3 separate regions of the Homo sapiens genome follow, and all the other regions are linked to region 3. Evidence: chromatin loops called from intact Hi-C (ENCODE). Cell type or tissue: CD4-positive, alpha-beta T cell. All regions are shown on one strand.

What was found. Hi-C counts contacts between places; a loop is a spot of excess contacts. Peaks named below come from ENCODE experiments on the same cell type or tissue, not always from the same donor. Only the 100,000 strongest peaks of a DNase experiment are listed, where the experiment ranks them.
Region 1: a loop joins it to region 3, with 7 times the contacts of the local background. A loop is called at or near these places in 19 of 110 quality-filtered maps.
Region 2: a loop joins it to region 3, with 5 times the contacts of the local background. A loop is called at or near these places in 57 of 110 quality-filtered maps.

The regions. Positions count from the first base shown.
Region 1 is chr6:97,279,334-97,287,333 of GRCh38, forward strand. MMS22L (MMS22 like, DNA repair protein) reads right to left here and starts at 3,883. Exons shown (of 25, transcript NM_001350599.2): 1 at 3,763-3,883; 2 at 2,981-3,220; 3 at 1,904-2,029. The coding sequence starts at 3,144. RefSeq lists enhancers at 3,460-3,719, 4,100-4,159. In CD4-positive, alpha-beta T cell, no CTCF peak of the experiment used is centred here; a DNase peak (open chromatin) is centred at 3,958; H3K4me3 peaks cover 1,898 bases.
Region 2 is chr6:96,623,062-96,631,061 of GRCh38, forward strand. No RefSeq gene overlaps it. Among named protein-coding and RNA genes, the nearest start is that of FHL5, 64 kb to the left of the region's middle. In CD4-positive, alpha-beta T cell, a CTCF peak has its summit at 3,837 (motif pointing right); no DNase peak of the experiment used is centred here.
Region 3 is chr6:96,893,361-96,901,360 of GRCh38, forward strand. NDUFAF4 (NADH:ubiquinone oxidoreductase complex assembly factor 4) reads right to left here and starts at 4,531. Exons shown (of 3, transcript NM_014165.4): 1 at 4,306-4,531; 2 at 3,384-3,487. The coding sequence starts at 4,441. It also overlaps a transcript of KLHL32 not described here. RefSeq lists an enhancer at 4,354-4,453. In CD4-positive, alpha-beta T cell, CTCF peaks have their summits at 4,565 (motif pointing left) and 4,767; DNase peaks (open chromatin) are centred at 4,111 and 4,571; H3K4me3 peaks cover 1,975 bases; H3K27ac peaks cover 1,798 bases.

The DNA.
Region 1 (8,000 bases), 390 kb after region 3:
ATTAGCCCGGCATGGTGGCGGACGCCTGTAGTCCCAGCTACTCGGGAGGCTGAGGCAGGAGAATGGTGTGAACCCAGGAGCTGGAGCTTGCAGTAAGCAGAGATCGCACCACTGCACTCCAGCCTGGGCAACAGAGCAAGACTTCGTCTCAAAAAAAAAAGAAGTTTAAGATGGGGTGCAGTGGCTCCCGCCTGTAATCCTAGCACTTTGGGAGGCCAAGGCAGGTGGAACACCTGAGGTCAGGAATTCAAGACCAGCCTGGCCAGCATGGTGAGACCCCATCTCTACTAAAAATACACAAAAATTAGCCGGGCGTGGTGGGGGGACCCTGTAATCCGAGCTACTCGGGAAGCTGAGGCAAAGAAGCGCTTAAACTCGGGAGGCGGAAGTTGCAGTGAGCCAAGATCACCCCACTGCACTCCAGCCAGGGTGACAGTGTGAGACACCCTCTCAAAAAAAAAAAAAAAGAAGTTTAAGATACATAAAACATTCTAGGTTAACAGTTACATAATAAAATTTTAAACTGTATCATACAGTTATACAATAGAAGTTCAAAAAAGGAATAATGTAGACTAAAGTATCAGGGAAAGCTGTTATTTATCATGTTCCATCTTAATTCCTGATAGCAATTTCTTGCTATTCTTCCTAGTTGATTTCAAAGTCTTTAAAAATTAACCCATATTTATAACCTATGTCCTAGATAAAGACTCGCTCATTCTGTAATCTTCAGGATTACAGAGGATCACTCACTGAGCCTGTTCTATCAATAAAACGTATGACATGGCGTAGATACAGTTTAAGTCTCTTCAAAAGGTTTCATGGGATGATGGTGAGAGAATTCCTTCCACCTCTCCATTTTCCTTTAAATGTATCACATATAGATTTTTACTGTGTTTTGGAATAATTAGCTTTCAATAACTGACTCCTGTTTAAAATTACCTAAAATCTGAATATGAACTGTGTCTTAAATGATAATGAAGAACTTTAATTTTTATTAATTGAGATGAGTTTTTTTTTTGAGACAGAGTCTCGCTCTGTCACCCAGGCTGGAGTACAGTGGGCAATCTCAAATCACTGCAACCTCCGCCTCCTGGGTTCAAGCAGTTCTCCTGCCTCAGCCTCCTGAGTAGCTGGGATTACAGACGCATGCCATCACGCCTGGCTAATTTTTGTATTTTTAGTACAGAAGGGGCTTCACCATGTTGGTCAGGCTGGTCTCGAACTCCCGCCTCGGCCTCCCAAAGTGCTGGGATTACAAGCATGAGCCACCGCGCCTGGCCGTCCTCATCGTTTTTAAAAAGCACATATTTTTAAGAAATTCATACTGAAGTATTTATGGGTGAAACGACATGATGCCTAGGATTTCCTTACAAATACTTAGGCCAAAAGAAGAGGAGACAAGACAGATGAAGGAAATGTAATAAAAAGTTGTTGTTTACTGCAACTGAAGGAGGGTATATGGATGTTCATTATATTATTATTTTGTGTATGCTTAAAATTTTTCATTAAAAAAATTTTAAATGTTGTCCAAATAATTAATATTTCTATTACACAGTCTAAACAATTTATTTGTTAAGACCATACTCTAAAGATCACTGAAAGACTATGGCTATTGCACAACAAAAATATTTTAATTTTCTTCTAAAAATTATAGTTCAAAGCCTTAAATATTTGTCAATACATGTGTCAAATGCAAAGAATAAAGATTCTGAAAACGCAACTCATTAAAACCATTACTCATCAGGCATTGCTGCTTGATTATTGTTACTGGTAAGATAATCAAGTGAGCAACCAGCACAATTCCTCTGGTCTTTTGTAATATCAGTATTAGAAGCCACCCAACAACGTAATTTACAAAAGTGAACAACACCTACACTCACAGAAAGTTATAACGAAGAAATACCTGAATAAATGAAAGAGTTCTCTAGATGAATTCACTAATGCTGTTTCAGTAACCCACTGAATGCCAAATATTTCCAAGGTATCTTCTTCAAAATTAGTTGGTAAAGGGTCAAGATTCAAAATCAATCTGAAATGAAAATTGTTTCAATCTCATAAAAAGTATACTAAGTACCATAATACGACGGCTCTTTTCTTTACATTATTTGAATCCATATTATACATGACATGTATAAAAAGTCAGAAAATGCCTTGGTACTTTACACATTCAAGATTACAATAGCTAGACTGTATTAAAACGTCAATCTTCTATATTGATAAAATGTACGACTAAAGTGTAATGTAACTTAAGAGGAAAAATCAACAAGAATTCTAAAAAACATATTTCTGCCTGTCTTCACCAGTAGTCTTCAGTTGTAGAATTTCATCCTTTGAGGGGACATTTAATTTTAAAACTGCTAACAGTTATTCTGAGCCATGTCTGGAGAATAGTATCCAACTAATGAAGTTGAGTATTCTATTTAAGATTTCTAACAAGGTACAACTATAAGGTCAACAAAAATAGTTTCCTCACTGAAACTGCCTCAGCAGGTATTACCAAAATATTTCAAGAACAGTTTTACTGTAATATATATGTACCTGCCCAAGGCAAAATAAGTCTATACACTTCTATATGTGCAGGTAGGATTAGAAGGAACAGGGGCAATAAAAAATGTTTGTCTCTCTTAAATATTACTGGAAAGCTCTAGAATATTATCACACTCTTTAGAAGGAAATACTACTGCAAAAGGCTCAGATAGTTAGGAATTCATTTTAAGTAGAAGAAAAATTAGTGCCCAGCTCCCTACAGTAAGGGAACATCAGTTACCAAGGAAGTTTTCCCTAATACCCCAAATACTTTAGATATGCCCTTACCAAGAAGCCAGCAGAACTGATAATCATTTGTACCCTTATGATATACTAAGCTGATTTATAAAACACGACTTGGTGAACACCAAAGTTTAATGGGCTGAAATAACTAACATTCCTAAAAAACTGGTGAATAATCAGATGAGGGAAAATGTCTCTGAGTTTTACCTACCGCTTAAGGGCTCCGCTGCAGAGGTAGGATTCTCCAGAAAAATGTTTTCCTCCTCCTCTGTTGTCAACAGCACAAGAAAAGTAAGGAGGTTTGCACCATTCCGTCCCCAGCTCCAGCTCTAAGCTGTCAGTCAGGAACGTCGATGCAGCAGAACAGTTCTCCATTGTTTACTTCATGTTCTGAAACACTTGGGGTTCGTCGTATCATTAAGGGCTCCAAAGAGAAGGTGTGAAGAGATTCCTGTTGGGGGGGGGGGGGTGGGGCCGAGAGAGTGGGGATTACTTCAGAAAGTTCTCAAGACGTCCGCCAGCAGGAAGGAAAAACAAACGAACAAACCCAGAGGCCAAATTCCCAATTCCCCCTCGCCCTCCGTCCATCAAGGCTGTCAGAACTTAAGACAAAATGCACAACCAACTGGCTGTGGCAGGGACCTCGAAATCCGGCCACTAAGTCGGGCTCTGCAGCCCAGGACAAGGTGAAAAGCAAAGAAATGTCTGCAGGACATAGCGTCCCGGGCTTGCCTAGAACTGCGCCCTCCGCAACGTTTCTAAACCACTCTCCGCCCGTTTCCCAGCAGCAGGGTGGAGAACGCTCCCTCCCCGGCTCGGGGTGGAAATTAGGAAAGCAACCCCTAGGGCCAACCCCGACCCTCCAAGGAGGAGGCGAGACCCACCAGGCCCACGCCTGGCAGCACTCGGGCGGAGAAGGCGGGGTGCCGGTATCCCGCGTACCCGGCTGCAGCAAGGACCCGGGGCGTCGGTTACCCGCGGTGCCTGTCGTACCCGCTCACATTTCCAGCTCCCGAAACCTGCCTCCTGTGACCCAGACCACCAACAGGAATCTTTGGGGTCTAAACCGCAAACAGGCGAAATTCCCGCCACCGCGCGCCCGCGCTCCGGAAAGGCGGGGCCACGGCGCAGCCCTCCCCCGGCTACCAATCGCCTCGCGATATCTGCGCGGAAACAGTCGGAGCCCCACGAATTCTCGCGAGAGTCCGTCAGTCCGGGACGAGGTACTGAGAAACTTTTTTTTTTGTACCTTTAATTGGTGCGTTCGGCTGAAAGGCGGGGCCTGGTAAAAAAAAAAAAACAGAACTGCTGCTGAGGCGGAGGAGAGGACTTAAGGACTATGGGTTTATCCTCTGGCCGGACCAAAGAGAAGATATTTACTCCAGTGAGTGCGAAGTGAGTGCCTCGTTCACACCCACAGTCGCGCCGTCCCCTCTTCCCGCTCTGGGGCCAGCAACTCTTGTTAGAATGCAGATGCCTTTTGTCCATGGACTGTGAGGCAGGCAAGTGCAACAATTAATTTTCTCTGTAACAGATGGAACAAGTAGACAGAAAATTAGTATGGATATGGAAAACTTGGAAAGCACTAACCAACTTGACCTAATTGACGTTTATAGGTGACCAACCCAACAATAGCAGAATACACACTCCTGTCAAGTGCACATGAAACATTCACTAAGCGATACCATATTCCGAGCCATAAAACAAATGTCATCAACTTTAAAAAGATTTAAATCGTACAAAGTGTATAGTCTGATCATAATGGCATTAAACTAGAAATAAAGTAGATACTTGAAATACTCTAAATATTTGGAAATTAAGAATCATACTTCTAACTAACCTGTGAATCAGGAAAAATCACAGGAAAATTAGAAAATACGTTGAATTAAATTAAAATGAAAACACTAAAATTTGTAACAGTACCTGCTTACATTAAAAAGAAGAACTCAATTCAATAAACTTTTGTCTTAAGTAACTAGAAAAAACCCCCAGCATATTGAAACCAAAGCAAGCAAAATGAATGAAATGATAAATAGTAGAAATAAATGGGATGAAATAAATGGAAGGAAATACATGCAAAAGTTGTTTTTCTAAAAGAGCAATATAATTGATAACCCCCCTACCCAAACTGATAAAGAAAATAAACAAATTATCAGTATCAGGAATTAAAAAGGTTTCATCACTATGAAATTTAGTCATTAAAAGGACAAGGATATTAAAAGAACATTATGAACATTTTTATGCCAATAAGCATAGGTGAAATGGACAAATTCCTTAAAAGACGCAAACTGTCAAAAATCAACAAAAGAAGAAAATTTGAGTATCTCTGTATTTATCGTAGTACTCAGAATCTTTGGTTAAGCCTCCCTCCTCTCTCTCTGCACACACACACACACACACACACACACACACACACACACACCACTTCTTACAAGAAAACTTCAGGCCAGGGCAGGCACAGTGGCTTTGGGAGGCTGAAGTAGGTGGATCCCTTGAGACCAGGAGTTCCAGACCAGCCTGGGCAACATGGTGAAACCCTGTCCCTTGTCTCCACAAAAAAAATACAAATATTAGCCAGGCGTGGTGGTGCTCATCTGTAGTCCCAACTACTTAGGGAGGCTGAGGTGAGAGGATCACTTGAGCTGGAGAGTTCGAGGCTGCAGTGAACTGTGAGTGTGCCATTGTACTCCAGCCTGGACAACAGAGCAACACCATTTCTCAAAAGCAACAAAACAAACAAACACTCTCCAGGCCAAATGGCCTTACTATTAAATTCTCCCAAACATTTAAGGAAGGAGTAATACCAATTCTATACTAACTCTTAGAGAAATTAGGAGATTGGATGCTTGTTTTATGAGGCTAGCACCACACTGGTATCGAAACCTGACAAAAGACAATTACAATACAATATCACATGCAAACATAAAAGCAGAAATGTTAGCAAGCAAAATCCAGCAGTACATAAAAAGGATGACATATGATGGCAAGGTGCAGTGGCTCACGCCTGTAATCCCAGCACTTTGGGAGACCAAGGCGGGTGGATCACTTGAGGTCAGGAGTTCAAGACCAGCCTGGCCAACATGGTGAAACCTCGTCTCTACTAAAAATACAAAAATTAGCCGGGTATGGCGCCATGTGCCTGTAGTCCCAGCTACACAGGAGGCTGAGGCAGGAGAATCGCTTGAACCCGGCATGGGGAGGTTGCAGTGAGCCGAGATCGCGCCACTGTACTCCAGAACAAGACTCCGCCTCAGAACAAACAAACAAAAAGGATGACATATGACAAGAAAATTAGATTCATGTTAGGAATGCAAGGTTATTCAAATTTCTACAAGTAATCAGTTCATTATATCAAGTCTATAAAAAGAAAAACTGTCATCTCAATAGACACTGAAAGATCACTTGATAAATTCAACATCTATTCATGATAAAAACTCTCTGCCAACTAAGAATGGAAGAAAACTCCCTACCTTATATGTGATATCTATGACAAACCTGCTATTAATATCATACTTAGTTATAAAAATGTATGTTCTTTTCCTAAGATTGAGAAAAAGGCAATGATGTCCACTTTTTCCACTTCTCTCAACATTTTACTGGAGGTAACTAGTCAATGCAATAAGGAAGATGAAGAAATAAATGTCATATAGATTGAATAAGAAGAAGTAAAACTGTCTTGATTTTCAGATGACATAATTATTCATATAGAAAATCCTAAAAAAATCTCTACAAATATATATAAAAACTATGAGTTCAGCAAGGTGGCGGGGTTCAGTGACACACAAAAATTAATTGTATTTTATAGACATGAAAAGACAATTTGAAAATTAGAGTTTAGAAAACAACACCATTTAATGACATAAACAAGGTTTAAATTTAACAAAATATGCGTCAGATTTTGTTTGCCAAGGATTCCAAAATATTGCTGAAAAAAATTCAAGAATATTCAAGTAAATAGAATGAGATAGCATAATCATAAATTGGAAGACTCAATATTATTAAAAGTTCTTCTGAAGTTTATCTATGGCTTCAAAGGACTGCCAATCAAAATCCTAATCCCAGAGAACTTTCTTTTGTAGAAATTGACAAATGCATTCCAAAACTGATATGGAAATGCAAAGGGCCTAGATTAACCGAAACAATTTTGAGTAAGAATAGTGTTGAAAGAATTCCAGTACCTAATTTCAGGACTTGCCATTAAGTTACAATAATCAAAACAGTATGATTTTGATCTAAGGGTAGACATAGCCAGTGGAAAAGAATAGAGACTCCAGTAACAGGCCCCCATACACGTTTGATCAGCTGCTTTTTGGCAAAGGTAATTCCATGGTGAAAGGATAGTCTTTTCAACAAATAGTGAGAGAACTATTGGATACTGATACACTTAAAAATGAACCTACCTCATATTATAAAATTTAACCCAGTAAGGATCATAGACCTACATGTAAAAGCTAAAACTCTTAAAAACTTTTAGATATTCAGCTTGCTAGTAATCAAGAAAATGCCAGCAAAGAAAAGCAAGAAATAAGGCTAGTCCACAGAAGAAAAATCAAGTGTGTGTGGTATGGTATGATGTCTGTCATGAAATCCAAGAGAAGTATTTTATGAAAGAATGGGTAAGCTAATAAAGGAAAACAGATTAATCATTGGTATTGGCAAGAAATAGGTCATTACTAATGTTGATAAAAGCTGTTTAAGTTGAGTAGTTGGGGAAAAACATCTGATAGGAGTGGGTCATATAGAAAATGGGAGGTGAATCAGCAAATATCAAAACTTTACCCAGGAATTTAATTGAAAATAAAGCATAAAAATAGGACAGAGGGACATATAGGGATCAAGAAATGGTATTTTCAAGATAAAAGATGTTAGAACATGTTTGCGAGGCTATGGCAGTTATTAAATGGAAAGAAAAAAGATGCTGAACAGAAGGGGAATAATTGCAAGAATAAAGGCATTGAAAAGATGAGAGGGGATAGTATTCATTACACAAATGACATATCAACCTCTGATAGGCTCAAGAAAAAATTTTTATCCTAATAGGAAGAGTAAAAAAAAAAAGTAAATCTTAAAAATACAGAATAAGATGGCTGGAGGTGGTGAACTACGTGTTGGAATGTTGAGTTGTTTTTGTTTTATTTCACCTATTTCTCTATGACACATCAACTGGAAGTGAGAAGGAAGAGTAGTTGTTAGAAATTAGAGAAGAGGTGCAATATTGTCATATTGGTGAG
Region 2 (8,000 bases), 270 kb before region 3:
TGCCTGTCAAAATTTTAGTCAACCTCTAAAGCCCAGATCAAAGTTGCCTCCTATGTGAAACCTTTACTAATATCCCTTAGCAAAATTTAATCATTTCCTGCAACTTCTTTTTTATAATTCTGTGAGAAGTTTAAACAACTTGGTTTATATTACAGTTAGGAGTGATAGGCAACCTGGTTAAACGATGGTTCTTGGAGTCAGAAAAGCTGGTTTCAGATCCCAGCTCTGCCACGGGCTTGTTATGTGACGTTTGGTTAAGTTACCGAACTCTGAGCCTTGGTTTCTCAATTTTCCAGTATAAATCTCAAAAAGTTTGATGTGAATATGAAATAAAATATATGCAAACTGCTTTACATCTACCTGGAACATATTCAACATATTATAAAGTTATTAAAATGTCAATTATCTTCACCTTCCTTCCCACCCCTACTCGACCCTATATCATATGTTTATTCATCTTTGATAAACTCAGTGCTTAGTGAAGTGTCTGGCACTGGGTAGACAGCCAATAAATACTTTCTGAATTAAATTCTAGTTGTGAAAATATTATTGCTATAATATTCTCCTAGTGTCAGTTGTCAATAATCATGATTAATATGTAAATCCCTTTTGCTATTGGCCTCAATCATGTTGTATAGAGTTGCCCATGTAAGAAGCAGCTAGATGGCAAATTAATGCCTCTAGTTTCAAGTATCTTCATTGAAGTTTTGATTTTGATACCACTGTTTCCTCTGTCCATATACTATTAATCTATAGAATATGCCTTTCTCAACCAGCACTCACAGGGTGTCTGGAGACACTTAATTTTCAGGTGCTTTGGAGAATAACTGCCTATATTTGAAGTTTCCTCTAGGGCCCTCAAAGTAGATGTTTTAGGCATTGCATAGCTTTTTGTTAAGCCAGACCATCCTAAATATGCCTGCCAAATTTGGAGTCAATCTGTCCAAGTTTTGTATCATGTGTGTACAGACAGCTAGAAATGCAATTGTACTTACTTTGATTAAATCTCAAAATGCATTCTCTGTGTTCCTCAAAAATGCAGCCAATTTTACTTTAACCTACGCTGAGTATGTGTAGCTTTGGACATATTAAATTATTTTATCATACCAGAACAGCATTTATGGGCTGCCTCAATCCTCCCATGGTACAGCATTTCTCTTGTTCTTCCTTATTAAGCTTCCTATTTTTTTTTTGACACTTTCACCTTTCCTGTTCCAGTGTTCTCCTTCTCTTAATGTGCACTAATTCCTAGTGGATATAAGTTTAGGATATTAACATAATTACTTCGGATGGAATTCTAGAAAATAAACATCTAGGCATTTCTTTATCCATTTACCTGGTCCTTAACTAGCACCCACACTTTTCTTGCCTGATGCCCCAGTATTAAACTCAATATGTAGCTTCTAAGAACAGAAATACAAGTCCACAGCTAGAAAATGTTCAGAGACAGATATTAAAACTGGGAGAAATAAAAACTCTCTGGGTATTGAAACTTTAATTCTCATTCTTAGGTTTTTCATAAAATCTTCTATTATCTCTCATAAGAAGTATGTTTCTAGCTGCCAGTATGAGGCTTTTGTCAGTTTATGAGGAGAGTAATATCAAAACCCACAACTGCTTTGATTCTCAAAAGAAATATTAAAGACCTTTAGTTTGTAATCATAATGTACAATAATTGTTGAAAATCTTCAGCTAGTTATCTTCTTTGTGAATAATTGTTACCTTAAAGTGACAACAATCTCCCTTTCAAATACATCTGAAGCAAATGCAGGCAGGTGTAGGTGATGTTGTCTTAGCTTTCTTTACCTCCCCCAGTAAGAACCTCCAGCACTCTCCATGTCCCTAGGAATATGAAATGCGCTTGCCTTCATTTTCTACAATAATCTAATAAACTGGTACTTTAAATTATTCTCATTGTACTGATGAGGAATTTGAGGTTAAAAGAGGGACAATAATTGGCTCGAGTTATTACAATACGTATGGATCTGATTCCAGAGTCTATGATATCAGTGATGCTATTAATACAAATACATGGTGCCACCACTCTCTGCAGAAAGCCTAGTGTTACCATTTCCCCTTTCCCACATACCCACTTCCTGCTGGTCGCAGGTCTTGTTTCACTTGTTGAATGTCTCTTAAGACTGTTTTCTCCTTTTCACTGCCATGGTTCAAGCTTCATTACCTCTCATCTAGATGCTTTAAATTATCTCCTGTTAAAACATGTTTTTGTATCTCCATGGCCTCATCCTTTCATCTATCCTACACCTTTCCTCCACCAGATCAATATTTCTTAATTAGCATCTGATTATGGCTTCATCTTGCTCAGCAGCCTTTACTGGCTCTCCATTAGTTCACCTCCAAAATCTGGCCTCATGGCTCTTCGTAGGCTACTCTATCAGCATTTTTCCCCACTAGAATAGGTACCTCTGAGGATGGAGTCTTTGTCTATTCTATTCACCATCAAATATGCATTGCCTAGAACAAAACCTAGTACAGAGAAGGTGCTGAAATAAGTGTTGGGTGAAAGAATGAAGAAACATTCTGCTTTAGCCATATCTTATTACTCATTGCTCCCAAAATAAATAAATACTGGATTTTCTTCAACTTGGTTCTTTTGCTCAAAATAGTCTCCTACCTGGGTAGTCCTCCCTATCATCGCCATTTATGCAATTAATTCCAAATTAAAATTTAGCCATTTATCACTCACAAGTCAACCTTTCCAGCTGGAAATATTCACCCCCTCCTATGTATTTATGACAATTCTCATATCATACTCATTATATTTGCTTTGAGTTATATAGTTAATTATCCTATAGTCATCTGAAACTATTGATTCAAAATAGGGCAATGTCTCATTCAGCATTGTATTTCCCATAATGTTGGGTATAAAATAAGCTTAAATAAATGTTGAGTTTTAAAATTGAATTGAGTCACAGGACAAGTCACTTCTGAATTTCTTCCTCAAAACTGGTAAACATTGATACACATGTAAACAATAATGATAAAAGCATTAATAACACTGAACACCAAGGACTGCATGAATTTCATTCCTCCAGTAGCCTTATGCAGTATATACTATCATTACCAGATAGGAAAACTGGAGCACAAAGAAGTTAAGTTCTCCAAGATCCCACAGTTATTACAAGAAGGCCAGAGTTTTAAGTAAGAGGTTTGGCTTTAGGGCCAAACCATGCTCTTAACCTTGGACACTACGACCTCCAAAATTAGAAAGGAGAAACTTTAGAAAGAGCCAAATATAAGCACAATTGATCCTTATTACAGGCCTCTAAGTAGGCAAACATTTAGAAATGGAGCATGCTGGATTTATATTTTGTGTGTCCACATTTTTTAGCAACTTCTTTTTTTTGAGATGGTCTGGCTCTGTCACCCAGGCTGGAGTGAAGTGGCGCTATCTCAGCTCGCTGCAACCTCTGCCAACCGGGTTCAAGCGATCCTCCTACCTCAGCCTCCCGAGTAGCCCAGACCACAGGTGTGCGCCACCATGGCTGGCTAATTTTTGTATTTTTTGTAGAGATGGGGTTTCACCATGTTGACCACACTTGTCTCCAACTCCTGGGCTCAAGCAACCCATCTGCCTTGGCCTCCCAAAGTGCTGGAATTACATGTTTGAGCCACTGTGCCCCATCATTCTAGCAACATTTTAAAAGGAGGCATAATTTTATTCACATTAAAAGAATCAATCAATAAAACCAATGAAAGAATAAATTTGAGGAACTGTTTGTGGAAAAGTAGTTGTTTTACTAACAAAAAAAAAGTGGCAGGATACTTAGAAGTCATAGTTTCATGAAAATGCGATTTTTTAAAAAAAAAAGTAAACGTATGGTTTATTCTTTGAATTATCCACTAGATGGCAGAAAATTGTTACTGTCCAAAGCACTATTACTGTATTAGTCCAGGCTCCTTTCTAAGCTCCAGAAGTTATGCAAATTGCTTTCACCTCTACCCCTGCAATGCTAGCCTTTTCACAAGTGGCATTTTAAAACACATCAGTATTTTTAAGCTGGGAAAGAAAAATCAGAGGTTTCAGAGTTATAAATATTAGGTATGAGCATACTAATTATATGTTTGTGTTACTCTGCTCTAACACAGAAGGAACAGATGCACAGACATGTTGGGAGAAGGGCTGAGAGCCCACATAGAATGATCTATCCAGATGCCAGATATTAGAGTTAAGCTGAAAAGCCTCCAGTAGGACAGTTTCCTGTAACTTGTAAGTCATGGTTTTCATCCCTCTTAGCATATTAGATTTGCCTGGGGGCCCTACCCCAGGCCCAATTCTCTGGTGGTGGAACCTGGACATTGGCAGTTTTTTCAAGCTTTTTAACTATAAAATAAGAGAAATAGACTAAGCAATTATAGTATTTTCTTCCAGGTCTAACATTCTAGGATTGAAGTCTAATAGCATATTTATTACTATAAGCTTCATAAGCACAAGCACAAGAACTAATTCTGTTCTGGATCCTTTATGAACATAAATTCAGTTAATTTACACACAGTGAAAGACCTTAGGGAAAAACTAGACACAGAAAGGTTTCATAACTTGCCCAAGGCTATGCTGTAAGAGAGAAAGTCAAGACAGATTTGACCCAGTCAAGCCTGAATATATAACACTATGCCAAAATTCCCATAAACAGTGGATCAACTTATAAACAATATCCATCTCTCTATCTATAACTAAAATTATACCTGCACTTACCATAATGGTCTCTACCTTATTATTTAATCTTGCAGCTGCTGAGCTGGTTGAAAAATTGGCATAACATATCTGTGAACAGCGATGTAACAGACCAACTCTAAAACAATCAGTACATTTGGGTGTACTATTGTTTTTCTGGGCGAAATTGTACTTGAACTCAGAAACTCTGGTATTTTGCAAAAAAGAAGAGTATTAGAAAAGTACTTAATAGAATTTTCAAGAGAATTCTAATTGAGTAAATCTTATAAACATCTTTTAACATATATTTTGATTCCAGGGCTCATAGAGACTAATAAAACCAAGTTCTGTCCATAATCTCTCCTCTCTTTTTAGAGCCTCACCTTTTTTCTGGCATATGAACATATAGGTCTCTTGATCCAGCAGGAAGGGATTCTGCAGAAACACATAAAAGTTTAGTATAAATTCTTCTACACTCACCCTGTCAAGCTGAATTCCCTGAAGCTTTTCCCTGGAAAGTTAAAACATTTTGCCAACATTGCTTGCCCAATGAAGACCTAGGGGGTCAGAGGTGAGTAGTGAGTATAATGTACAGTTGCTTTGTAGTTCTGAATGATTTGCCTTTGAGAAAAGTAATAATGTTGATGAGAACTGACTGGCTTTAAGGGTGACCATTATATTATTTTTGAGCTTTTTATGATGGAAAATTTCAAACATATTCAAAAGTAGAGTGAGTGGTATAATACACACGCAAGTAGCCATCACCCAGATTCAAACATTATCTCCCACTCAATCTTTTTGCTATACTTCCACATATTCCCTCCTACTAACACAAGCATTACTTTGAAGCAAATCCAAGACATATTATTTAATCTATAAAATTTTGGTATGCATGTCTTAAAGTAAAAGCGTCTTTTAAAGAAGAGATAATCATTATATGATATTTAAAGTAATAATTACATTTGAAGAATGCATTTTATCCAGATCCCATTTATTATTGAATGCCCTGACACTGGGGAGTGTGAGTGGCATGGAGGAATTAAATTTTATTTCCAGAAAGTAATTTATCAGGCAAATTTTAATCAACAAGAGTATAAAGGGCCTCATGACTACATCAAAGTTTACTCCATTTTCCCCTAGCACTTTTTCCAAACTTTAGACTATGTTTTATTCTTGTCAAATAGTTGTAATCTCCTTATTAACAATTTAGTTTTAGAAAAAAGTTGTTTCTTCTGATTAAATGTCAGTAGCATATACTGTGTGAAATACCGAAATACAGTGATTTAACAAGCCACAGAAGTTTCCTCTATGTCCCAAAGGCTGTAGATTGAGTGGTAATTTTTAACCTGTGGAGAAACTTTCATCATAACTGGGGACAATGCAATGGAGGGAGACTGACCTTGGAGGAAGGGCACTCAAAAGGTGGTAACCACAACAGATACAACAGATATTTGGACTCGGACTTTCCCTCTTGAAGAAAATTGGATCGGCATTAAGTCTGTCTCCCTAGACAAAGTTTTTTAATCTGTAGCTAACTGGTCCGTGAAGTCCTGGAGGTAGGGGCCACAGCAAGTAGTATGTCTTCTGTGGTATATGTAGACTTTCTGAAATCAGTAAGAGGCTTTTTCTAAACCATTGTCTCAACTAGGGCTAGTAGCCACCCAGCAATTATCTGGGAAAGCCAGGCATAAATACTGGCCTCACCATGTGTAGGGGCACAGAAAGGAAAGGAGATAATTTAAAATTGAAGACTATCTTGGAGATTCCTAAAGAGCCATAATGGTTAATTTTGTTATTGGAATGGGGCTTGGCACTTGGTTATAGCTCTGGTCCCTGGAGTGCACTTTCAGTAGCAGAAATCCAAACGTGAGGAGAAGTCAGATACAGCAGACCACATCAAAGTGATATTTCCATCAGTCAAAAATTAACTGAAAATTATGCGCTGATCTAATTTAGCACAGTGAAAAGTTCTATCCTAAACAGTTGCACAGTTTGATAGTACACATCTGATGTTTTCTTTCAAAGGCCTATTTCAAATCCATCAATCTATCATTGAACTGATTCATGGTCAACTTTCTCTTTACTTCTTCTTTTTCTTTAATTTAGGAGTCTGGTTTTCTGATCTTTGTCTGACACCATCCTTCTCTTTCCAAGTATGCTGTCAAAACAGGCTTAGCCATCCTAATTGTCTTGAGTAATGATTTCCACATATACTTCACACCAACATCTTCTCCTCTTTTGTCCAATAGCCACTCCTCTTCCTTGTTCTATGTCTGGATAACAGCCTATCACATTTGCAGAGCCAGTGATAGAAGTATTGCTTTTTTTGCCTTTTTTTTTTTTTTTCTGAGGTAGAGTCTCGCTCTGTCACTAAGGCTGGAGTGCAGTGGCGCAATCTCGGCTTACTGCAACCTCTGCCTCCCAGGTTCAAGCAATTATCTGCTTCAGCCTCCCAAGTAGCTGGATTACAGGTGCCCACCACCACGCCTGGCTAATTTTTGTATTTTTTTAGTAGAGATGGGGTTTCACCATGTTGGCCAGGCTGGTCTTGAACTCCAGACCTCGTGATCCACCGCCTCGGCCTACCAAAGTGTTGGGATTACAGGCATGAGCCACTGCACCTGGCTACTTATTTTTTTTTAACCAAGATAGCTCTACTACCATTTTCCCTATGAATAGGTACAACCATATTCTTTTCCCCAGTACAAAACATCAAATCCTTTGTTCATTCTTTTCTCCCACATTCATTTTTTTGACAAAATGATTTCCATTTTGTGAGATGGGTCCTTTAACATACTTTTCATCTCAGTGATCTATCACAGAAATTCCCATACAGATATTGCCTCATTCTTATGTATTCTTTTCTTATTTATTTTAATTGACATATAAAATTGTATATATTTATAGCATAGAGCATGATGTTTATAAATACATATACATTCTGGCATAGCTAAATAAAGCTAATTAACATATGCATTATCTCACATATTATTTATTTGTGGTGAGAACACTTAAAATATACAATTTTCAAGTATTAATACATTCTTTTAACTGTAGTCACTAAGTTATACAATAGATTTCTTGAAATTATTCGTCCTTCTAACTGATATTTTGTAGCCTTTGACCAGCATCTCCTCAATCCCTCATTCTTCCTGCAAAGCATGTATTTTCTTCAAGATGACCTGAGCACCTATGAGCTCTCAGCATTTCATACACTGACCGCTATAGTCTGGCCAATTTATGACCCATTTCTTAGCTCTTTCCCCATTAACGCCCCCGGAGATATGTTCTATGTGGTTCACAGCATCCACATCTGCTCTCCTAA
Region 3 (8,000 bases):
ATAAAACAAAACTCCTTAGCAAGAAAAATAAGGGCCTTTACGATCTGACCCCTATCACTCTCCATCCCAACTCACTTCTCCCAAATTCACATTTCACATTTTCTCATAACTGCAGTGAACTCTAACCATTCTTCAAAGGCATCACACACTCTTGTATCTTTATATTGCAAACTAGGCCTGAAACACTCTTCTCAACTTTTTCACTTTCCAAATCTCAAAGCTATTTTCCTATTCCCAGGTAAGGTAGATCTTCCTTCCACTCCAAGCACATCTGTATTCAGATTTCCTTTCTAATTAATAGTCAATACTAAAATAAATAATTATTTGACACAAAAAAATCTAAGAAGATTCAAAATCCTCTCGACTGAAAAAAAAAAAACCCTTAGGAAATTAAAAATAGAAGAAAATGTCCCAAACGTGATATAAGTATTTTTTAATCGAAAACAAGTATCATTCTATTATAATTAATGCTGAAACACTTGAGACATCCTGTGGAAGGAAGGAACAGATGAGAATGCCTACTTTCACTGGCATGTTAATGTATACAACACAATAAAAGAATGAAGTAAAAATACTAGAAAGAGAAGTTTTTAATTCTACATAGATATATCTTTAGAAAAGAGAATCAACTGAAAACCTAACAGAAATAATAACCTAGCAATGTGGGTAGCTACACTATAAAAACCACTCACTTTCTGATATATAGTAGTACCTGGCTTTATCTACAGTTACCTGAAGTCAACTACAGACCAAAAATATTAAATGAAAAACTCCAGAAGTAAACAATCCATAAGGTTCAAACTGCAAACCATTCTGAGCAGCATAATGAATTCTTACGCTATCCATTCCATCCTGTCTAGGATGTGAATCCTCCCTTTGTCCAGTGTATCCATGCTGTACAGGCTACCTGCCTGTTAGTCACTTAGTAGCCATTCTGGTTATCAGACTGTGTGGCATCACTGTGCTTGTGTCCAAGTAACCCTTACTTTACCAAGAATAGCCCCAAAGCACAAGGGTAGTGATGCTGGCAACTCAGTTATGCCAAAGAGAAGCCATAAAGTGCTTCCTTCAAGTGAAAAGGTAAAAGTTATTGACTTAATGAGGAAAAAAAATCATATGGCGAGAGTGCTAACATGGATAATAAGAATGAATCTTCGAACCCTGAAATTGTTGTAACTGTTCCATTTTATTAGTTGTTAATTAAACTTTATCATAGTATATATTTATAGGAAAAAGCAGTATATATAGGGTTCAGTACTACGCTCAGTTTCAGGCATCTACTGAGGGTCTTGGAACCTATCTGCTGATTAGGGAAGACTACTGTAGCAGCAATAAACAGTTTAAATTTAAAGTGAAAAAAGCTCCCATCACAGTAACAACGTTCCCTTTACCACTCAAAGACTTAATAATTAAAATGTTAATTCTCCTCAAATTAATCCATAAATTCCCATTCAATTATACTCAAAATCCAAATAGGACTTATTAAAGAACCTGACAATTTCATTCTCAAATTCATCTGGAAAAATATTAATGTGTGAAAAGAGACCAGAAACTTTTTAAAAGAATGAGAGAAGACTATAAGAAATATCAACACACATTATAAAGCTCTATTAATTAAAACTATGGTTCTAGTGTATAAATAGAAAAATAAGTAAAACTGATGAGTCCATAAATAGACCCATATGTGTATCTAGAGATGCATTTTAAGTAAGTGGAGAAAGGTCTGGGCTCTTCAACAAATTATATTTACACAACAAGCCATCTGTTTGAAAAGAGGTTCAACTGATCTATTCCACACATCAAAGACCACATTTAATGCCAGATAAAGATTTTAATATAAAATGTAGTTATAAAACTACTGGAAGAAAATACAGAAGAGTTTATATGATGGTAGAGTGGGCCCAGTATTCCTTTACCACAAAAGGCAAAAAGACTGAAATATTTGACAGAATTTTGAATAAATATGTTAAAAAGTCAGACAACAAATAAATTATTTGCCATATGAAAGGCACAGTATCAATGATGTCTAGAGGCATCACAACCATGAACTGCCCGAAGGAAAAAAAGGGACACAGAACATAAACAAAAGGCAATTCCAGTTTTCATTATCACTCTCCCTAAGGAATCTAGACTTTTCCTAATGTCCCCATGAAATTTTAATATCACTATATACGTATCTCTTTACGCATTATATGTATAACTGAGTCTTATACATACAAAGCATTAATTTTTTTTTGCTCCCAAGAGTGAATTTTCAGATGCATAATTAAGTAACATGAGAGAAAGAATACTTGGGGAGTATTACTCAACACCTATTTTAAAATGACGTAAGAACACAGACATTAACCCTATACTTTTTTCATGTGAGCATGTGGTGATAACTGAACCCTACAATTACTATGTGCAGCGATTAACAAATCTTGTTTTATTTCTCCTCTGTAGTGAAAATTATATTAATAATTCTATCTGTGCAAATATCCAGAGAGAGAGGGACAGTACCAGAATATTTTAGAATGAAAAAAAAAATCTGGAAGTTGTTGGCACTTCCTTGGCCTTTAATCAAACTTTACCCCTAACTAGAATCTTCCTGCCCCCAAAAACTCATCTGGTTAACTCCAACTGATCCCTCCTCAGGCCTGAACATAACTATCACTTCCTCAGAAACCATCCTTGATCCTCCCATTTCAAAGAGGTCCCTCCAATATACTCAGCAGTGCACGTACTTTTCCCATAATTATGGTCACATTGTTGCTCATTTGTTTAATGGCTGTGTCCTTCACAACATCATAGGCCCTGTGAAAATAAGGACTAGTTTTGTTCATCACTATATACAAAGCACTTGTGCCCAGGACTTACATAATACAGAATATGGATTTACACATAGGTTCCCATTCCTAATGTATTCTTTGATCCTTCTAATTTTAAATATCCTATCTGAATACATCCTTAAAAAAACAAACAGGAACACCCCACAAAATCCAACAACACCACTTACTAAAGGAGTCTCTGAGATTAGAACATACCTCAATCCACAGAAGAATGAGAAAATAATATTAAAGCTCTGCTTTTGTCACTCAAATGACAACCACTGGAAGTAATGCCTTACCAAATCCTACAAATTCTGAAATACTATGAAATAATTCACACAGTTGCTTGTATCAATACTTCCACAAGTTATTTTAGAATTCTGGTAAATATCCAGTGAACCAAGGCATAAGTGTCTTGCTGTCTTACACCAGTGTGCTTAAACTTTGCCAAGGCGTGTAGATTGATCACAACACACACTTGCAGAGCACTCTTTTTACTACTTGCCACACTTAATCATTTTCCTGAAGCCCCAAAATAAGTAAATTGTGTATTCACTTAATTAAACACACATTTACCTGCAAGGAAGACACAGGATCTTTGGAATCAACATACACATCTTTTAGAAACGACAGCAGCTTTTCATCTTTACGAGCAATCTCTCCTTTAACTTCTGGATAGACTAAGGAAAGGAAAAAAGTCACAATATTAAAATCAAGGAAAATTTCCTGTAATATCCTAAACGCTTAACACAAACGCTTTCTTTTATTTTCTTTTTTGAGTCGGAGTCTCGCTCTGTTGCCCAGACTGGAGTGCAGTCGCGCGATCTCGGCTCCCTGCAACCTCCGCCTCCCGGGTTCGAGAGATTCTCCCACCTCAGCCTCCCGACAAGCTGAGGCTACAGGCGCGCCACCACGCCCGGCTAATTTTTGCATTGTTTGTAGAGACGGGGTTTAGCCATGTTGGCCAGGCTGGTCTCGAACTCCTGACCTCAGGTGATCTGCCCGCCTCGGCCTCCCAAAGTGCTGAGATTACAGGCTTGAGCTACCGCGCCCGGCCTAACCACTTTAATTTTTTTAAAAAATAAACATAATCATTTGGACTGTTAGGAAAATACTTTAGATGGAAATCAAAATTCCAGGTCAGGCTCTGCGTCCATCGTCCAGTGAAGACCCCTAGAGAAAGCTCTGTGACCCTCTCGGATTTTGATTCCCTGTATCAAGTCCGTGACAGCAGCCGGCGAGGGCCTGGTTAGCGGGAGCACTGGCTGCTGCCTCTGGGTCTCGGAAGTAGGCGGGGCCGCCGACCTCACCGCGGGCGCGGAGGACAGTCTCAATGTCACCGGCCTGGCGGCTCCCCCTTCCAACGCTCCGCCAACCCGAGCGGCTGCGGCCGAGCAGGCTGACGCCGATCCCTCGGCCTCCGGACCCACGCTAGGGACAGCCGGGCAGCACAGGGACTCCGCGCCCCCGGGCCCCGAAACGCCCTCGCACCACTCACGACTAATCTGCTCTCGCAGGAGGCTGTTGGTAGAGGGGTGTCTGGGAGCGACAGAGGGCTTCATCTTGCTGATTTCCCGTTCCGCTCGGTTCTCTAGGTTGAAATTCCTGATACCGCGAATCACTAGTGCTCCCATCTCCTCATAACATTATGCGCTCAGGTTCAGGCCGCACGTGGGAACACCGGCGCAGGACAACTCCGGGACACCCGGAGCATGCGCACAAGTGAGGGGAAGCCCCGCCGCGGGCGCTTAAATGCGTGCCCGTCGCCCCCTAGCGCTCGGGAGGCCACACACCGCTTCTCTGCCCAGGGCATTTAAAAGGGAGCCCCTCCCTTCGGGGCGAGTGACGGCTCCCACGAGGGCCGCTTCCGGCGGGAGGTGGCGGGGCTTAAGTCCCCAGACCCACGGTTGCTTTTAACGCTGGAACTCCGAGGGAGTCACCCGGGAAGCTCTGTAAAGTTCTGTGCCGGGCCCTACCCCAGACTTTCTGATTTAATTCTTGTGGAGTGAGGCCCAGCATTGGATAAGACTCCACGTGATTCCAAAGTTTCAGTGAAGAGCTGAAAATCAAAGTCGTAAGGAAGTTGACCTTGAAGTTGTTTCACAGGGCAATGCCACCAAAGAGTTAGCCGATAAAAATGGAACTTACTGAACCAGGGTCAAACTGGGCTCTCAAGTTGCCCTTTCCTGCTTTTGTGAAAGGAAAATAATGAAAGGATGTTCCCTTTCGATGAGTATTTGTTCTCAGCCGCTCTCATTTAAATGCCTCTTATTTTCCTGTCCCCCCGCCTGATGCATTTTCAAGCCACTGTATTCTTTTTCCATTATTTTTTACATCCCGTTCTCATTTGACCTAATGGTATCGATTTTAGTTATACTTTCCCTTATCTTATTTTTGCTACTAATTTACTTCTCCATGCTACTAAATGCTGAGTCATTCCCTCTCCTATTTCTCTTCTCTCTTGCCTTCTTCATTCTTTTTAAGCCTCTGTGTAATTTAATGAAAGGAACAGACAATAAGACGTCAGAAAAAAAAAACAAACAAACAAAAAAACGAGTGTTACATTCACCTTCTCCGTCTCTCTCCATTTCCTGAATGGGTTACTGTAGTGCTGCTTTTATTTAAGACCCTTTAGAAATATTGTTATTAATCTAAAATAAAACCCACCAGGAAGGAAGCAGTAGGAAGGAAGTTACAGTATTTCTCTTACTGTGGCTGCAAAATCTATTTTTAGTGTTCTGATCTCTGCTTAGCAAAATGAAGTAGAGTGGATGTTTTTAACCAGCTTAAAGTAAGAAAATATTGATGTAAAGATAATCGAATAGAATAATAATAATAAAACAAGAATCAAAGAACCAAAATGAAGAAAGGGAAAGTTTTTTAAAAAGAAAACTAATGTAATCATTAAGTATAATGCTTAATCAGAGCAAAAGCACTGCAAGGAAGACGGCTTCAGCCACTCTAATTTAAATGCCCTTTATTTAATTATACTGAACATTTTTACAGGGATTGGTATTTGGAATTTATAGAAGCTGAAATCAGTGATCTCAGATAGCATTAACTGGGAAGTTATCCTGAAGGTGGCAGGCTGCTCCAAGATTTCTATCTTTGATACTTTTAAGCATGCTTGTGATTCAGGGCTTTTTAGGCACGGTATTTCTATTTCTATGGGTGCTAAGAAATTTTAATCTGCCTCATTATGTCTATGTGCTTTAATCATGGTAGCAATTCGACTCACTGCCTGTTAAAATATTTTAAAAGTGAAAATCTCATTTTCATAGAAATTCCACCGAACTTCGGGCAGTATGAAAAAGTAATGTTAGAAGTGACTGTCAGGACAGTAGGGATTACAATATGAAATAATTATTTGAATTCACACATTCCAATAGAGCTTGGATTCAACATTGAAAGAGCTTCCAGCATGTGTCAGCTGCTTTGCCTGATCCTGGCCCAGTGCTGCTCAGGCCCTCAAATTGCAAAACAGAAGGCAGATGCACTCCATCAGAAACTCACAATTGGCTGTCACCCTTTGGGAATCATGGAAATAAAACCTGAACCATAAATGCATAATTCCAGCTCTTCTTGTCAAAACATATAAATTAACAGGAACTCTGAACTTAAGAACTCCTGTTGGGCTTATGTTAAGGATTGAAGTCAGATCCCCAAGGAAAGTATAACTAGGATGCTGCTTAGAATGAAGCTTCCATCTGAGTGGAGTATTATGATGCATGTGTATGGCTGAATATCTTAAGATACTAATAAACCCAGGGTCTTGACAACACACTAGAATGTAAATTCTGAGGACAGAACTTTGTCTGTTTTGTTCACTGTTCAACACATTGAACAGCTAGTACACAGTAGGTACTAAACAATTATCAAATAAAGGTCAAATGAACTGAAAGACAAGTAGGATCCCTGAGCTGGAGTCCAGACCCCAGACAAGTTCTCTCTGCCTGAACACTAGCCCTGCTTCCAGAAGTGAGTCCTTATGCAAGTAACTTAATGTGGTTGAACACACTTTGCTCATCTTAAAATTGGGATAATAGTAATCACCTAAGGGGTTTTACACAGATTAAAAATATGTGTCTAGTACAATGCCCAGCTCAGAATCTGATGTTCAATATTTGCATTGTTTTTCATTTTTCAGAGGAGAAGGGAGCAGTTTTAAAAAGGACACATATTCTGAAGCTCTGGTGAATAGGTGAATGAAAGTGATAAAAAAATTTGAGATTACGGTAAGACTCATGTTCTTCAATAATTTAATTTTTAAAAAATAAAAAATGCTAAATTTGATTTTTATTTGCTGATTAACGTGCTCAGCACACGTGGTGGTATTGTTAGATTTATTAAGGTTGGAATATGGGTGGGAATCATTAGTTCTCGGGCATAAAATGCCACCTGCCTGTGCCTGACATTGGCCACAGAAATAGTCCCCACTTTGTTTCCCTCTGCCCTCATGTCTTTCTCTCTGCCTAGACTTTTACCATTGGGTACTCCTTCTTTTGAACATAATTCAACAGCATTCTGCGTTCTCCAAAGGATTACAGTAGCTAAACCCAGGTGACAGTTGGCTCAAGGGGCCCAGGACAGCCCTCAGAGGTTTCATCAATCAAATCTCAACCACTAGTGAGGAGCACAACAGATTTATGGAGGAATGACTTATTCTGGCAGAGGTTCTGGTGTTCAGGCAGAGAGAACCTCTCCAGGGCCTGGATTCCAGATTAGAAACCAGAGAATTTGTAGGAGTCCAACTGAAATAATTTACAAGGTTCCCAAGTTTGGCCAATTTCATAGTGATGCAGTGTTTTGGGTCTGTAAAACCTAGAATACTGGGAGCGGGGGGTAGTGCCACAAACTCAAAACCAAAACAAACTAGGCTTTGTGCAGATCCAGTATTCATATTGAGGAACACTGGGTCTCAGATTAGAGATTAGAATGATCAACCAGCAATTATGCCCAGATGCCTGCTTTGTGGTTACTGCACTCATGACTTTTGTCATTGTATTCATTTGTATTCATTTCCCATTGCTGCTAGCAAATTACCGCAAATGGTTTAAAACAAAACAATTTATTATCTTACAGTTTGGAGATCAGAAGTCCAAAATGAGATTTTTAAGGATAAAATCAAGGTGTCAGCAGAGATATATTCCTCCTGGATGCCTTTTTTTTTTTTTTACTTTAAATGGGGAAGGG